2 separate regions of the Homo sapiens genome follow, and region 1 is linked to region 2. A link is an interaction called in ENCODE POLR2A ChIA-PET data of the cell type or tissue named here. Cell type or tissue: OCI-LY7. All regions are shown on one strand. Links, peaks and the distances in the headings refer to the core of each region. The heading gives the core; the rest is flanking DNA.

What was found. ChIA-PET counts read pairs that join two places held together with the same protein. Peaks named below come from ENCODE experiments on the same cell type or tissue, not always from the same donor. Only the 100,000 strongest peaks of a DNase experiment are listed, where the experiment ranks them.
Region 1: POLR2A ChIA-PET joins it to region 2 with 5 read pairs; 3 of 35 experiments call an interaction of 5 or more read pairs at or near these places.

What each region holds. Positions count from the first base shown.
Region 1 is chr13:41,468,806-41,474,196 of GRCh38, reverse strand. RGCC (regulator of cell cycle) reads right to left here. Exons shown (of 5, transcript NM_014059.3): 4 at 5,359-5,391; 5 at 3,326-3,719. The coding sequence ends at 3,712. Among named protein-coding and RNA genes, the nearest start is that of RGCC, 14 kb to the right of the region's middle. In OCI-LY7, for the core only: no CTCF peak of the experiment used is centred there; no DNase peak of the experiment used is centred there; H3K27ac peaks cover 370 bases.
Region 2 is chr13:41,944,506-41,949,896 of GRCh38, reverse strand. The region is part of intron 2 of VWA8 (von Willebrand factor A domain containing 8); the gene reads left to right. Among named protein-coding and RNA genes, the nearest start is that of VWA8, 14 kb to the left of the region's middle. RefSeq lists enhancers at 4,222-4,722, 4,723-5,223. In OCI-LY7, for the core only: no CTCF peak of the experiment used is centred there; no DNase peak of the experiment used is centred there.

The DNA of each region.
Region 1 (5,391 bases), core at 175-5,174, 480 kb after region 2:
CTCATTTTTAACAAAGGTGGCAAGAACATACACTGGGGAAAGGACAGTCTCTTCAATAAATGATGCTGGGAAAACTGGATATCCATATGCAAAGAAAGAAACTAGACCTCCTTCTCTCACTATATACAAAAATCAAATCAAAATGGATTTAACACTTAAATCTAAGACCTCAAACTATGAAACTACAAAAAGAAAACATTGGAGAAGCTCTCCAAGACATCAGTCTGGGCAAAGATTTCTTGAGTAATACCCCACAAGCACAGGAAACTAAAGCAAAAATGGACTAGATGGGGTAACATCAAGTTAAAAAGCTTCTGCACAGCAAATGAAACAATCAATAAAGTGAAGAGACAACCCACAGAATGGGAGAAAATATTTGCAAATTACCCATCTGACAATGGATTAATAGTCAGAATATATAAAGAGCTAAAACAACTCTATAGGAAAAAAAATCTAATAATCTGATTTAAAAATGGGCAAAAGATTGGAATAGACATTTCTCAAAAGAACACAAACAGATGGCAGACATATGAAAAGGTGCTCTACGTTATTGATTAGAGAAATGCAAATCAAAACTACAATGAGATATCATCCCACCCCAGTTAAAATGGCTTTTATCCAAAAGACAGGCAATGACAGATGTTGGCAAGGATGTAGAGAAAAGGGAATCCTTGTACACTGTTGGTGGGAATGTAAATTACTACAGCCACTATGAAGAGCAGTTTGGAGATTCCACAGAAAACTAAAAATAGAGCCTACCATATGATCCAGCAATCCCACTGCTGGGTATATGTCCCCCAAAAAAGGAAATCAGTATATCAAAGAGATATCTGCACTCCCATATTTGTTGCAGCTCTATTCACAATAGCCAAGATTTGGAAGCAACCTAAGTGTCCATCAACAGATGCATGGATGAAGAAAACATGGTACTTACGCAAACTGGAGTACTATTTAGTCGTAAGAATGAGATTTAGTCATTTGCAACAACATGGATTGAACTGGAGGTCATTATGTTAAGTGAAATAAGCCTGGCACAGAAAGACAAACATCGCATGTTCTCACTTATTTGTGGGATCCAAAAGTCAACAGTTAAACCCATGGAATTATAGAGTAGAAGGTTGGTTACCAGAGGCTGGGAAGGGTAGGCATGGTTAATGGGCACAAAGTATAGTTGGAATGAATGAATAAGGCCTAGTATTTGATAGCATGACAGGGTGACTATAGTCAATAATAATTTAACTGTACATTCAAAAATAACTAAAATGGTATAATTGGATTGTGACACAGGATAAATGCTTGAGGGAGTGGACACCCCATTTTCCATGATGTGATTATCACACATTACATGCCCATATCAAAACAATTTATGTGCCCCATAAATACATACACCTACTATGTACCCACAAAAACTAAAATTAAAAAAAGTTAAAAAGACAACCTAATTTTAAAATGGGCCAAGGATTTGAATAGACATTTCTCCAAAGAAGATATACAAATGGCCAGTAAGCACATGAAAAGACATCATTAGTCACAGAGAAATGCAAAATAGGCCGGGCGTGGTGGCTCACACCTGTAATCTCAGCATTTTGGGAGGCCGAGGAGGGCCGCTCACGAGGCCAGGAGATTGAGACCATCCTGGCTAACATGGTGAAACTCTGTCTCTACTAAAAATACAAAAAATTAGCCGGGCGTGGTGGCGGGCGCCTGTAGTCCAGCTACTCGGGAGGCTGAAGCAGGAGAATGGCGTGAACCCGGGAGGCAGAGCTTGCAGTGAGCCGAGATCCCGCCACTAGCACCCATCCTGGGCGACAGAGCAAGATTCCATCTCAAAAAAAAAAAAAAAAAAGAAATGTAAAATAAAACCACAATGTGATACCACTTCCCACCTGCTAGAATGACAAGGCAGACAATAACAAGTTGGCAAGGATTTAGAGAAACTGGAATCCTCATACATTGCTAGTGGGAATGTAAAATGGTTTTTCCAAACTGCTTTGGAAAAGTTTGACAGTTTCTCAAAAAGTTAAACAGAATTAACATACGACCCAGGAATTCCACTCCTAGTTATACACCCAAGAGAAATGAAAACATATGTCCACACAAAAACTAATACATGGGTATTCATAACAATATTATTTGTTAGCTAAAAAGTGGAAACAACCCAAATCTTCACCAACCAATGAACAGATAAACAACTGTGGCATATCCACACAGTGGATTATGATTTGGCCGTGAAAAGAAATGAAGTACTGATTCATGCTACTCATGGATGAACTTTGAAAATACTATGCTAAGTGAAAGAAGCCAGACACAAAAGATTACATATTCGTTATATGAAAGATCCAGAATAGACACGTTCGTGGAGACAGAGAAGTAGATAGACAGTGGTGATGGCTGCAGTACCTGTGGATATGCTAAAAACCGCTGAACTGGGTGCTGTAGTATGTGAATTAGATCTCAATTTTTAAAAAAGAAATAAAGAAAATATTTGAGTTCAACCCAAAAGTTTTCCTGGAAGCTGAGGAAAAGAAAAAAGTTAAAGAAAAGCAATTTAGTTTCCCGATTCCCTAAAAAACACATCAAATATAGTAGTTAGCTTTTGAAGATACAAGTAAAATTATAAGTAGTTATGTTTTGGATTTATGTCCTTTAGGAATATAGGGATTCAAGTTTTAAAATAACTTTATTCTGATTATGAAAGTAATGCCTGGTTATTTTAGAGGAGGTTTTAAAGACAGAAAAGCATAGATACGAAAATTATGAGCTTTCTTATTTTTATGCCTCTCTCCAGCCCCCACAAAGGCAAGTGGGAGAAGTGGTCAGTGGCTTCTATGTGCAAAGCCCACCCGTCAAACTCTTCACACCAGAGGTTTGCTGGACATTCCATGAAAACCAGCACCATCAATCTTCCTCCACACAGATCTTAGAAAAGCACCATCATTTTCAAGTCTTCCAGCTATCTCAACTTTCCCTCGTATTTAAGTCCTGGATTGTAAGAACTGGTACTTCCCTTAATTCAAAGAAAGAGTCCATGCCACCTGCAATGGTGCCAAGATATGAGAAGGAGGGCAGAGACAGAATAGAAACCTAACTTCCAATGAAATCACAATCCTGAAATTAAAATTTCCCAGCAGCCGTCTGCCAGCATTTCCTTCCAGAGCACTGAATGAGCTAAAGGAACACTTTAAGTTTACTGTCCTCTTGTCTAGTGCAATCAGACAGCACCCAGGGGCCTTGCTAAGGAAACAAGAGGCATGTTACTCCCACTAGAATATTATTTGAATGGAAATATATTTTAAAAAATAAAGAAAAAGAAAAGGAAGCAGACTTCAGTTCAAATTTTATTTGTATACAAAAATATATTATAATGGGAAAGCTTACTGCTATTTCCAACTATATATAATTAATTACAAATATTTTCATAAAAGCACTTTAAATTACAGGAAAGCTATGTTTTAAGAGAAAATACAATATTAGCATGGATCGTCTGTTCTAATATGCTGCAAGCAGGTAAACAAAGTCAGTTTCACTGTCTAAATTGCCCAGAAATGGGATCAAGGGCTGATTTTAAGGTGAGCCTGAGAGTGGCCTGGTAGAAGGTTGAGTGCACGTCTTTGTCCCCTCTGGCAGCAGATTCTAGTAGCTGATTTTAGCAGGTCCTCGGAACTTTCTGAAGCTTCTCCCTTATGATGAAAGGACCCAGAACTTCTTGTTTCACATACCTGTAAATGAGAGATAGGTAAGGTTATCCACTCAGAGGCTCACAATTCCTATGCTTAACCACATCACACTGTCTCAGACGTGCATCAAAGCACCAAACTCAATGCTGGGCTTCCCACACGATGAGTGTCTGATTAACTGGAATGACTGGGCAACCCACTGCAATTTCCATGAAGTAGACAGGCTTGTTACATGGGTCTAATACAAATTATGCTGCAATTATAATAATCCCTGTCAAAACAAGCCCTGGTCTTCTGATGTAAGATGGTGCAGTACATAAGAAAAGAGGCAATAAAATCTTCAATTTTCAAATAGAAATGATACAAGGACTTTCTATCTGATATTTAGGTTTGTCTGCAAGAGTGTTAAGAACATAGTTATTTTTAAATAACCAGCTTTGGATTTAATTTTTCAGAGTTTACCCGGCTCTTTAGCAAAGAATAGCATTAAATACTTCTCACAGAAAATCAACCCTTACCCTGGAAAATTAAGGGGCTGGGACAAAATTTTCCTAGCCCACTCTGTGACTAAACAGGACCCCCCGTAGTAGAGTTGCTGAACCTTCCATCCCAGAAGCTGGAGTTGGTCCTCCTGGCTCTTGCAATCTTATCCTTTGGAAATAGAGTGTGTAGATAGATTGTGAGGGTCCCTTCTTCTGGGCCCCTATACTGCAGTTATAATTTGATGTCTTCAGTTCTCAACATTTTTGGTCACACAAAACAGGTAACCATTAGTGTAATTCCCAAATAAGAGGCTTGCAAGTATGCATACCTAATCCAGGTCATTCAGTCACTGGCATGGGTCTCTGGTGAAAGGCCCCACAAGCCAATTCTCTCTTTTGGCACCCACATCTTAAAGTTAAATTTCACCCAAACCCTGGATCTAACCTGGGAAAATTACCCTGGCCCATGGGATGGAAGACTTTTGGCTTGTTGGAATAATGCACTTGTGGTTAATCAGTTCATTTCTTCTCTGAAAAGCCTGACAGGCCATCATGATGGTAATGCTCCAGTCTTGCTCGCTCTCCATTTCTCAAACAAAATGCCATTGTTTGCTAGTGACCTGTTCTCACTGTTTGGAAACGCACATGGTCTACTTTAACACAAGCTTATCCCAGAATTTCATTCCTAGCCACTAGAGTCCTGTTTCTTCTTCTTCTTCTTCTTCTTCTTCTTCTTCTTCTTATTATTATTATTATTATTATTATTATTATTACTATTTTGACGGAGTCTTGCTCTGTCACCAGGCTGGAGTACAGTGGCGCAATCTCGGCTCACTGCAACCTCTGCCTCCCGGGTTCAAGTGATTCTCCTACCTCAGCCTCCCAAGAAGCTGGGACTACAGGTGTGCGCCACCATGCCCAGCTAATTTTTGTATTTTTTAGTAGAGATTGGGTTTCACCATGTTGGCCAGGCTGGACTTGAATTCCTGACCTCAGGTAATCCACCCACCTCAGCCTTCCAAAGTGCTGGGATTACAGGCGTGAGCCACTGCCCCGGCCTAGGGTCCTGTTTCTAAACCTATAGAAGGCTTAGGATGAAACTTTCTGCCCCAGGGCAAGCTGGTTAACATTACAACACTTTATCAGAAGTGTCTGTTAGTTTTTTGTTTTTTTGTTTTTAATATCAGACATGTACTTACTTGCTAAAGTTTTGTCAAGATCAGCAATGAAGG
Region 2 (5,391 bases), core at 243-5,242:
ACTTTTCATTATAGGAATTTTCAAAGTTATTTAAAGCTAGAGAGAATAGTATAAACCTAATGATTTTATCATCCAGCTTCAACATTTATCAATATTATGCCAATCTTCTTTTAACTGATTTTTGTTCTGGAGTATTTAAAACCTATCCCAGACATCCTATTACTTCACCCATCAATATTTCAGTAGAAACATTTATTTTTCTCACATCCTACTGTTTCTTTTTTACCTGGAATAAGATTTACATATAATGCACAGAACTTTTTTTTTTTTTAATTATACTTTAAGCCCTGGGACACATGTGCAGTACACGCAGGTTTGTTACATAGGTATACACGTGCCATGGTGGTTTGCTGCACCCATCAACCGGTCATCTACATTAGATACTTCTCCTAATGCTATTCCTCCCCTAGCCCCCTACCCCCTGACAGGCCCCAGTGTGTGTTGTTCCCCTCCCTGTGTCCATGTGTTCTCATTGTTCAACTCCCACTTATGAGTGAGAACATACAGTGTTTGGTTTTCTGTACCTGTGTTAGTTTTCTGAGAATGATGGTTTCCAGTTTCATCCATGTCCCTGCAAAGGACATGAACTCATCATTTTTTATGGCTACATAGTATTCCATGGTGTATAGGTGCCACATTTTCTTTATCCAGTCTATCATTGATGGGCATTTGGGTTGGTTCCAAGTCTTTGCTATCGTGAACAGATGCACAGATCTTAAGTATTTATTTTGGTTGGTTTTGACAATTTTATAAACCTGTATAACCACCAAGATTACATTAATCATCCCAAATGTTCTCTTGTGTTCCTACCCCTTTACCCTGCCCTGGAAATCACTGTTCTTTTTTTTTTTTTTTTTTTTTTTTTATGATGGTAGATTAGTTTTGCTTGTTCTTTAGCTATATATAAATAGAGTCACATGGTATGGTTGTATGTGTGTATGTATTTTTTTTCTCATGAAGAGCATTAATTTGAGATTCATCTATGTTGCTGTACCTATCAGTTTGTTTTTAATTCCTGAATAATGTTCCATTGTATAAACATACCACAGTTTGTTTATCCATTCTCCTATTGATAGACATTTGGATGGCTTTCATTTGAAGCCTGCTGTGAACATTCCTGTACAATTCTTGTAGTTATCAGTTTTTACTTCTGTTGAGTAAAAATCTAGGAGTTGAGTTGATATGTCATACTATAGATGCCTGTTTAACTTTTTAACTCACTGCCAAACAATTCTCCAAAGCAGTTGTACCATTTTACCTTTGACCGACAGTGATGTTCTACATCCTTGTCAGCATAGTCTTTTTAATCTTAGTCTACCAGGTGTGAAAAAGTAACTCATCATGGTTTTTGGTTTATAACAGTTTTATTGAGATATAATTCATATACCATAAAGTTCACCTTTCCATATTGTACAATTCAGTAATTTTAGTTTATTCAGAGTTGTACAACCATACTGTTATCTAACGTTTTCATCACTCCATGAAGAAACTTTATACTCATTAATAGTTATTTCCCATTTTCTTTCTTCTCTCTCCCCCACCACCCTCCCAGCATTTAGCAACTACTAATATACTTTCTGTTTCTATAGATTTGTCTATTTTGGACATTTTATATACATGGGATATGTAGCCATTGTATCTTGCTTATCTTAGCATAATGTTTTCAAGGTTTATTGATGCTGTAGTTCATTGCTTTTTATGGCTAAATTATATTCCATTGTGTGGATATTCCACATTTTGCTTATCCTTTCATCAGTTGATGGACATTTGGATTGTTTCCACTTTCGGACTATTGTGAATATTGCCACTCCAAGCATCCATATGCAAGTTTTTATATGGACATATTTTCAACTTTCTTGGGTTTTACCTAGAAGATAAATTGCTAGGTCACATGGTAACTCTATGTTTAACATTTCAAGGAATTACCAAAATGTTTTGTTTTGTTTTTTTTTTTTTTTTTTTTTTGAGACAGGGTCTCACTTTGTGGCCCAGGCTGGGGTGCAGTGGTGCAATGTCGGCTCACTGCAACCTCCCCCTCCCAGGTTCAACCTCCAGGTCCTCAGCCTCTCCAGCAGCTGGGACTATAGGTGCAGGTTACCATCCCCAGCAATTTTTGTATTTTTTGGTAGAGATGGGGTTTCACCACATTGATCAGGCTGGTCTCAAACTCCTGTCCTCATGTGATCCGCCCACCTCAGCCTCCCAAAGTGCTGGGTTTACTGGCATGAGCCACTGCGCCCGACCACCAATATGGTTTTCAAATCACCTACACCATGTTACATTCTAACTAGCAATGTGTGAGGATTCTAGTTTTTCCACATCCTCACTAACACTTGTTATTGTTTGTCTTTTTTATTACAGCCATAGTCAGACATGTGAAGTGACATCTCATTGTGGTCCTGATTTGTATTTCCCTAATGACTTGCAATCATTATTTGCCCAAAATCATGTCACTTCTTTTCTCAAAATTCTTTAAATGAGTTTTTAGTATTTTGGGAACAAAGGTCCATCCTTAGCTATTAATTTCTTGATCTAATCTTAGTCTCATCTCATGCCACTCTCCTCTCCTATTCTTTGTTCCAGTCATTGGTCATGATATAGAATAGCTTTTTGTTCACTCTTCAGATTCTTCCACTAGACTATGTGCTCTGTTAAAGAAAAAATAAATCAATGATATGTGTTAAAGCCGGGTAAGGAAGACTTTATTCAGGACTGTCACTATGAGTCTTGCAGTGGGGGAGAAAGACTGGGCTCAACCCCCAATGCAGCATGGGCAAGTGGTAGTTTATAGCCAAGGAACAGTGTGGGAGTTGGTGGATAGAAAATTGTTAAGAGGAAATGTCAGGGTTAAGGGAGATTCTGGCTAAGCCAACCTAACAAAATTCTTGCTGACGACAGGCTGGGGTGATCAGACATCACCTGGGGGATTGTAGAAGATGAGGACTCTGATCAGCTATCAAGGGTGATTAGATTATGAGGATGGGCGGGTTCTGGATAAATTGTTTTAATGGCGTTCTTTTGCTACAACTGGATTTTACAAGGAAGTACACAGGTGTGTCTAGGAAAAGGTTTAGAAACCTGACTAAAGTTTGGGCAAGAAGAGAATCTTTGTCAGCTTCTTGAGGGAGAATATGTCACTTTCATCTAACCCAAGGTTCCATTGACTCTACCCCCTAAATGCCTCTGCAATCTGTCCTTTCCACTCTGGCCCACTTTTTCTTTTACTACTCTTTTTTTTTTTTTAATTATTTTGTTAGTGGTCATCCTAGGGATTCTAATTAACACTTTAACCTAAAACAATCTTGTTTAGATTAATGGTAACTTAGTTTCAATAGTATATAAACTACTCCAATGTAGCTCTGTTCCCTTCCAGCTCCTCAGTGCTATTATTGTCATACAAACTATATCTTTATACATTAAAAGTTTATCAGCACAGTTTTATAATTATTGCTTTATGAAGTTTTTAAAATCAGGTAGAAGAAAAGAGTTACAAACAAAAATAGGCTTACGTTGTCATTATTATTTATCTATGTAGTTCCCTTTACTGATAATCTTTATTTCTTCATGTGGATTTGAGTTACTGTCTAGTGTGCTTTCATTTCAGCTTAAAGGAAGGATGCCCTTTAGTAAGTATCTTCTAGATGGCAGGTTTGCTAGTGGTGAATTATCACTTTTTTTTTTTTAAATTTGGAAATGTCTTCATTTCTCCTTTGTATTTTGAAGGATAATTTTACTGGAAATAGAATTCTTGGTTGACAGGTTTTTTTTTTTCAGCACTTTGAATATGTCTTCTTACTGTTTGTGGACTTCCTAGATTTTGAAAAGAAGTCAGTTATCAATCTTAACAAGGATCCTTTTTATATGATAAGTCAGTTTTTCTCTGCTATCAAGATTCTCTCTTCAGCTTTTTGATAGTTTGACTGTGGATGTGTCTAAGTGCAGATTTCTTTGAATTTACCTTGTTTTGAGTTTGTTGAGCTTCTTGGATGGGATGTGGAAATTAATGTTTTTCATCGAAGTTGGCAAAATTTTGGCTATTATTTTTCATTATTATTTATTTATTCTCTTTTTTCTCTCTCCTTCGAGGACTCCCATTATATTTGATAGATTTGATGGTGCCCCACAAGTCTGTGAGACTCAGTTCATTTTTCTTTATAATTTCTTCTTTCTGTTCCTTAGATTGGATCATCTCAACTGACTAATCTTCAAGTTTGCTGATTCTTTCCTCTGCCTGCTCACATCTGTTGTTGAGCCCCTCTGGTTAATTTAATCAGAGTTTTCAAGTTCAGAATTTTTATTTGGATCTTGTTTTATAATTTCTCTTTATTGGTACTCTGTTTCATGAGACGTTGTTGTCATACTTCTTTAGACATGATTTCTTTTAATTCTTTGAATGTATTTGTGGTAGCTGATTTAAAGTGTTTTTCTACTTAGTCAAATGTCTGGTTTACTCAGAGATAGTTTTTATTGACTCCTTTTTTCTGTATGTATGAGCCATACTCTCCTATTTCTTAATTTCTTATAATTTTGTTGTTACTGAAAGTAGACATTTTAAATAGTATAATCTCTCCTTCCCAGGCTTTGTGGTTGCTCCTTGTGTTGCTGTTTTTTTTTTTAGTGATGTTCCTAGTCTATTTCTTTAAAGTCTGTGTTCTTTGTCATGCCTTGTTAGCTTAGTGGTCAGCTAATGTTTGAACGGAGATTTCTTTAATGCCTTGAATCAATAAGTCTCTTGGCTTTTGCTGAGAGTCTGTGTGTGCAAGTTGGACATGACTTCAGTGCTCCATAGGTAGCTTACAGTTGTGTCTCAACCTTTTCTTTCTGCTTGTGTGGACCCTCAAGATTAGCGGAAGGTGAGAGAGAGATTAGGCCCTTCTCAGGATTTTCCTGAATATATGCATGGCCTTCCAGATTCTTAGGCATACACTGAAGCTTTTCAAAGCCTTCTGCAAACATCTCATTTTCAGTTTTTGTTTCTGTCTTTAAAGTTTTTTGGTTGTCCTCTTGTTAGCTCCAACTGGTTTTGCTGCCTCAGGCAGCTGTGATGTTAAACAATTGTTGATTTTTTTTGACAAATGCCCCGAGTTAGTGCTGTTTGCATACAGTAGCTCTGAGTACATCAAATAAAGACAAATTCTAAAAATGGAGCATTTCAGGGAGCTGCCAGACAGGTCAAGTAGGGATAATTTTTTGGGATTGAGGCTTTTGAGGAGCTTCTGTATAGTTCTGTTCACTTCAGTGACTTCCAGGCTGCTGGTTTTCACCATGATTATGGACAGTTTGTTGTAAAACAATTGGGCTCACGCCTGTAATCCTAGCACTTTGGGAGGCTAAGGTGGGATGATCGCTTGAGGCCAGGAGTTTGAGACCAGCTTGGGCAACATAGTGAGA